Linked DNA regions of Homo sapiens: region 1 is linked to region 2. The links are chromatin contacts, found by Hi-C in ENCODE. All regions are on one chromosome and are shown on one strand. Each heading gives the region's core, a stretch centred on a gene start or an enhancer-like site at or near the end of the contact. The rest is flanking DNA. Distances are from core to core; before and after follow the strand shown. Region 1 overlaps CASC2 (cancer susceptibility 2). Region 2 holds the start of LINC02944 (long intergenic non-protein coding RNA 2944).

The links. A loop is a pair of places that touch in the nucleus more often than their neighbours do. Pooled maps may share reads with other maps.
Region 1: a loop to region 2 is called in a map of Caco-2, with 15 times the contacts of the local background. The contact joins the enhancer-like site here to the promoter of LINC02944 in region 2. A Hi-C loop is called at or near these places in 3 of 168 maps with a recorded cell type or tissue (Caco-2, HepG2 and esophagus muscularis mucosa) and 5 of 50 pooled maps.

What each region holds. Positions count from the first base shown.
Region 1 is chr10:118,106,484-118,110,004 of GRCh38, forward strand. The region is part of intron 3 of CASC2 (cancer susceptibility 2); the gene reads left to right. Among named protein-coding and RNA genes, the nearest start is that of RAB11FIP2, 61 kb to the left of the region's middle. Within about 2 kb of position 1,913, at least 2 of the 41 ENCODE cell types and tissues checked have a DNase peak (open chromatin) inside an H3K27ac peak, as active enhancers do.
Region 2 is chr10:118,239,858-118,243,045 of GRCh38, forward strand. It overlaps LINC02944 (long intergenic non-protein coding RNA 2944), which reads left to right and starts at 1,648. Exons shown (of 5, transcript XR_946349.3): 1 at 1,648-1,825; 2 at 1,926-2,029.

The sequences.
Region 1 (3,521 bases), core at 663-3,162, 130 kb before region 2:
GATTTCAAATATATGCCTTCTGGCTCCAAATTCTGAGCCCTGAAGCACTGTAGTGACCATTCATCTACATTACAGTTTTGTCACTGTAAAGGCCTGGCTGATTTATCTTGTTTTCCTCGCTACTGAAACAGCTCTAATAAGACTCTCCCCTGCCCCCTAGCTGTCTGATAAAATGAGTTTGCATTTAAAGCCCGAAAGCTGCTTGGTCTTGGCGACCCTTCCAGTACACTGTTTGCCCTGGGGTGCTCCTTTGGGACCCTTCCTAAGAGAAGCTCTGAGGTTTTGTTAGTCCCTTGGCAAATGGACTTCTCAACAAAGAGCCTAGGAGGGGTAAGATAGGCACGGTGTTGGGTAGAAATGGAGGGCTACCTATTTATAATAGATGCTGAGAAAGGCTGGGCCATCTCTGCTATATGTACTCAGTCTCAGAATCATAACAAGTTTCTTGTCTCTGTGGATGAAAAAGCACCACCCTGGTAGTGAAGGAATGAGGTACTGGCCTTTAGGTTAGAAACACATTAATAATCCAGACTCCAGAATGGGCAGTGCCACTGCTCTGGCATCCTTCTCCACAGACAAACATAAGACTCAGGTTTCTGGGCCATCCAAGGTAGCACTTTTCACAAATATCAAACATAAATAATTGAAGAGGCAATGTTTAGAAATGGAAAATGCAAAATCCCAGGTGAATTTGCTGCTTCTCTCTCTTTCTTTGTGCCTGTGCCTCTCCTGAATCTCCATGGGCACATGGCAAGCAGCGTGAGTCATTCTGACACCTCATGTACATCCTTCTAGACATTTGTGGTTTTTGTCACTGTTTTGAAGATGATCAAATAATAGAATAATAAGTTTCAAAAGTCTTTCTTAAACTGCCTACTTTAATGAAAAGATGAAAACCAAAATCTCCATGGATTTAGGAAGAAAAGTCATCACTCTATTTTGTACAGAATTTACTTATACCCCAGTTGAACCCCCACAAAAGTAGAGAACAATGTAGCACAATATATGAGATAATTGTCACATGAACAATTTATTTTGATAGTGGTGTCATGCATTAAACTTCCTGAATACGGCCCCACACACAAAACTCTTTTCACATTTGTGTGTCATACATAGAATTGAGAAACATTTCAATTTTGCTGATAACCTCAAGTTGGAAATTAGTGATAACCTTCCTTAGCCCCAGTCATAGCTGAGACATACGGTTGGTTAATCAAATTAGGAGGGTGAGCTCTGCCTTCACATTTGCCAGTTCATTAAGTTAGATCTGCCTGGTAACCATGATAGCCAGGCTGTGTCATGATTACCTGATGTACCACTGAAACCCAACACATTATACATGTGTTTATACAATTAATTGGTTATTCAATGTTTAAAATAAAAATTCTGAAGAGGTATAAATTATGCCATACCTACTAACATACCCTGGGTAACAGAGGCTCTTCTGCATTAAATATGCCCAAGAAAATCATATTTCATCAATGCAAATGGGGCAGAAAATGCATCATTTTAGTGAGGCCAAACCACTGTGTCAGATGAAATTTACCAAAATGTACAGTTTTTGGTCATCTTACAGCCAATAGGATTGAGAAATAGGATCCACGCAATGCCTTAAATCCTGAAATGATAGGAGAAATATGGTTGCGTCATGAAATTTATCAGATACATCCCTTTGCCAAGTAAATAAAAAATAAAAAAAGGACTGCAACATTCAACATCATGGGAAGAGAGGGAAGACAAGATGGCAGGGATTTTTTTTTTTTTTTCCAAACTCCACAACGTCAAGGGAAAACAAACTGGACTGTCAAAGCAAATTCTGACAATGCGGAGTGCTGTCCCTGGCAGAGGCGGCAGCTCCATCGCTCTGTTTGTTTGGGCCCAGCCGTGGCTTTTATTAGACTTTGAAGAGCACCCTAACGGTGGGTCATGGGGCGGTCACTACTCATCTCTGCTGTTGTTCCACGTGGCCTCTCTCGGCCGCTACGGGAAGAAGGGAATGGTTTCTTTAAGGAACGAGGCTATTTATAAAATAACTATAAAATCTAATATCCATTATGCACAAATGATAGTGTCAGACAGCTCCGGCGGCTGTATATTTGCTGGACATCAGCCTTCTGTGAGTATAAATTGCCCCGTACTGAGGAGAAATACAATACAGTTCACCAGAGACTTGGCTGCAAGATGTAGCCGCTTGTCTGTGGGCAAGTAATGACTTGCGTTTTCAGCTGCTTCTTGGTAAGAGCCTTAGTAATTGGAATCAGTTATTCAAAACATCGCTAAATGTGATTTAAATGGCAAGGATTTAATAACAGAGAAAGAAGCCATTAAAGGGGTTCAAGCAGGGGAGAAGGGAATTCCGTTTTTTAGAGCAGAGGGAGAAAAATAAAGCAATTACTTGATGTAAAGGCCAGAAACAGGACTCCTGCTGTCAGGGAGAAATCAAATCTGTCAGCAATTAGTGGGATCTTAGGAGGTAAAGAACTCTCCAGCGTTGAGCAGTGAATAAGGGGTTAGCAATTATATGAACTGATAAAAGTGTTCTGGTTTCCAAACAGCAGGTTAACAAGCCTTACTTTTTTCATAACTTGATGCAGATGTGATGGTCACACTTGAGGATATTTTTCAGTGGTTCGCCAGGAAAGTTCCTTAATAAGTACATTGGGCAGCCTGTTTCCATCTCAAACTGTGTTCGTGCTACCTAACGCAAAAGGATGTGTGGGAGAGCATTTTGATAGCAAGGCTCTTCTTTAATTAAAAAATGGAATAATAAATTCTCTGAACATGCAATTAAAAAAAATCAAATGAGAAATTCACGTCCCCATGTCCATTCTTCCCATGGGATTGGCAGTTCCTGGTATTTTCAGCATGGAAGGAACGTCACCTGGTATAAAAGAGGCAAACTTTGTATCAAATAAATACATTAACTTTATTATGACATGCTCCTTGTTATTGTGTAGTCTTAGGAATAAAAAAACCTGTGACATATATTTATATACATATGTGGCCTACAGATGACTCCTATAGGGGGTCTCTAAAAATTATTTGGTATTGATGGATATGGGGTGTGAAACTCAGTCTGACATGTGAAGTTATATCAGAAGGAAAAAATCAATAGTTCCGTCACAAAAACAGTTGCAGGCTTTCAATTCAAGGAGCTACTCTGTCTGCTGAGAGAACACTAAGATGTCAATAAAAGCTGAGTATTTGAAATAAGGTCATTTAAAAAGACTCCCCTAGAGTCAATCCTCTTTGACTTGCTATGAGTGACCTGTTTATGATTTCGCTGATGCGTATTCTGTTTTAAAGACAGAGGCAATTCTACCTCAGCAACAATACTGCAAAGAAATTGATCATTCAGCATATGCTACTGCTTTGTCAGTTAGCAGGAGACAATTAGGAATTTTTTTCTTCCTTTTTTTCCATTAAGAAATTCAGTCAATATATTGGAGCATTGAGGACTACCTGCTTTCACTTTAAGCACTTGTATAAGCTAATCGTTAAAAAATATTAAAATTTCCTAT
Region 2 (3,188 bases), core at 398-2,897:
TATTTTCTTTATAGGAATTTACATTCTTTAAGGCAAGGAGAATCATATTTTGCTATAAGGGGAAAGATAATTTGCAAGGTGTTTCATGTGATTTTTCCCCCTGACATTCAGATTTATTCTATATCAAGAAAAGAAGCTTCTGGGCCGGGTGCAGTGGCTCACGCCTGTAATCCCAGCACTTTGGGAGGCCAAGGTGGGCGGATCACCTGAGGTTAGGAGTTCAAGACCAGCCTGACCAACATGGAGAAACCCCGTCTCTATTAAAAACACAAAAATAGCCGGGCTTTGTGGCACATGCCTGTAATCACAGCTACTCAGGGGGCTGAGGCAGGAGAATCTCTTGAACCTGGGAGGCGGAGGTTGCAGTGAGCCAAGATCGTGCCATTGCACTCCAGCCTGGGCAAAAAGAGCGAAACTCTGTCTCAAAAAAAAAAAAAAGGAGAAGCTTCTGAAATTCCAGGAGCATACAACTTCCCCCCTTATCTATGGGGGATACATTCTTCCAAGACCCCAGTGGATGCCTGAAACTGCAATAGTACCAAACCCTACATATACTATGCATGAATTTCTTTTTTTCCTTACCATTCATGGGTAAGCTGGTCCAAGTGCAGTGGTGTTTACAACTAATTGATCACAATTCGTGGGTAGAAGTTTCCTTCTTACTGTAGATCTTAAAGATGTCAGCATACAATTTTTTTCTTTCCTTATTAAGCTGATAACTTTCACCTTTTCACTTCAAGGATGCATTTTATGGCTTCTTTTTTGGCATATGCAAATTGCCAGCATCATTACTCTCATGCTTTGAGGCCATTATATAACAAAATGAGGGTTACTTGAACACAAGCACTGGGAAACGGTGACAGTCTATGTGATAACTGAGATGGCTACCGTGTGACTGACAGGAAGGTAGCTTAGACAGTGTGGATATGCTGGACAAAGAGAAGATTCCCCTCCCAGGTGGGACAGAGGATGAGAGATTTCAGCATGCAACTGAGAATGGCATGCAATTTAAAACTTATGAATTATTTCTGAAATTTTCCATTTAATTTTTTGGGGCCACAACTGACCACAGGTAAATGAAACCACAGAAAACAAAACCTCAGCTAAGAAAGAGCTAATGTATTTAATTTTAACATTATATCAATGACCCAACTGTGCAACGTAAAATGTCTTTATTTTCTGATACTTGTATTACTTTCTGGTAATAAAACGTCCTTTCAGTATTTTAGAAGAACGAGTCACATTTCGCACATAGTAGTAGACACTTAATAGATGTTTGTTGAAACATTCGTAGATAAGTGGGTAGATACACACTGACATTTAACGATGTGCCTTAATTCAGCTTTAAGTGCTAATGTTTATTAACGGTGATGCGTAAATACAACAGCACACATTCTGATTTAGGCTCGTCCACTGAAAATGTCCCCCTACTTCCAAAACGTAAACCGGTACCATTTAAGGATCGAAATGAAAACAACGTAATAGTGAAGTTGTCTTGGAGGAATTGCTGGAGGACGCCTTTGATACCTTTATGGAGAATGAATGGGAAGCCTTTGCGTGTGGCTGACACAAATGGTTGTCACACGCCATCTAGTGGCCATCCGTGAAACTGTGCATATGCCGTGGGAAACGCTTTTGGAACAAGTTGGATTGCTCCGAATTTCAGTGCCTATCGGGCAGCCAGTGAACATTTGTCCATCTTTAAGGCATTAAACTGAGAAGAACCACTGAGGAAAGCATGCCACAGTCTTTCCCAAAATCCCTGTGTCTTAAGGAACAACCAAGAAGTTAACTGGTCAGGGAAAAGATTTCTTTTGGAACACAGGTAAGCAAAACCAAGACGCCATCGGAGACACCCTTGCCTGCAACGGTTGTGGTATAAAGCAAGGTAAGTAGCGTGATATTCACTGCTTTTTGTCCCACAGAAGCCATCGCTGTGTGCGGAAATCCATGACCTGGCCATGACTTCTACAACCCGGAGGACTTGCCTGGCATTACCGAAAAGCACAGGGGAAAGATTCTGTGGCAGGTGCCGCATTTCATCCAGCTCACTCCGTGCTAGTTCCTAAGACATCTTAATTCTTACACATATGCATAATCGTGATATTTTGCCATGAATAACAATATATTTCACAATTATCAACCATTTTAATTTTTAGCTTTCTAACCTCGGACTACTATAATAAAAAGAAATAATAAATCCAAAAGTAGTAGTGGAAAAAATAAGTATCTCCAGGTTTGTTCCTGTAAAGTTAATTAGTTCAAAACAGAGTGAGGACTCTAAGAGTTTGGGGTTTTTTTGTGTGTGTGTGTTAAGTATCAGCATTAAGTATCTTCAAGACAATTCAAAGTAAGATGATAAGTCACTAGGTTGTAAATTTCACAAAAAATCATTAAATACACTGTGTCGGACTACAGCGGAACAGTGGGAAGAACATTCAGTATTTGAGAGTAAACAACTCAAATTAAGTTGTTTAGGAATCTCACAGACAGGAAAATTTTTCCTCTCTGGTTTTCCATGGTAGCATGTTTACAGTACTTGAAAAATGTTGCTTTCAAGTCATGTTAACTGCTTCTTAAGACCATCAAATAAGAAATGATATAGCTTATTAGTTCCAAAATAGAAAATCCTATAACATCATTTCCTCTTCATGTTAAGGTTAACTTCCATTATAAATATATGCTTTCAGTATAAAATGCTCGACCTCAAAAGATACCAGCTTTTGCGTTTTGAACTATAATCGTGATCCATAAATGGTGATAGAGCTTCAGCTACATCTCAAACATTTATGTTCCACTCTCTTTATCAAAGAGCGATTTATTTTCAGAGAAACATTTATCAATTTAAGGTGTCTGAAATATTCATTTTTTAAAAAGGGCTATAAACAAGTAGCAAGATGAATAATCTGGTTTTCTGTGGGTTAAGTTACATATCAAAAAATCCTAAAATTTTTCATCATTTTGATGCACTATTCTTAATTTTTAAAAACTCATTGTCTGAAAGCAAGACAGATATTTTAATGCTAATATGTAAAAATAAACCGGATTTACGGTCTTGGGTCTCTGTCGTTGCCTATATATCTAGATGTCTACAAAAATATTCCAGATTTTCTGCTTTTCTTAATCTCAAATGTTCAAAATGACTACATTTTCTAGAATATTTACCTATTAGCTGATGTTATTGTTAA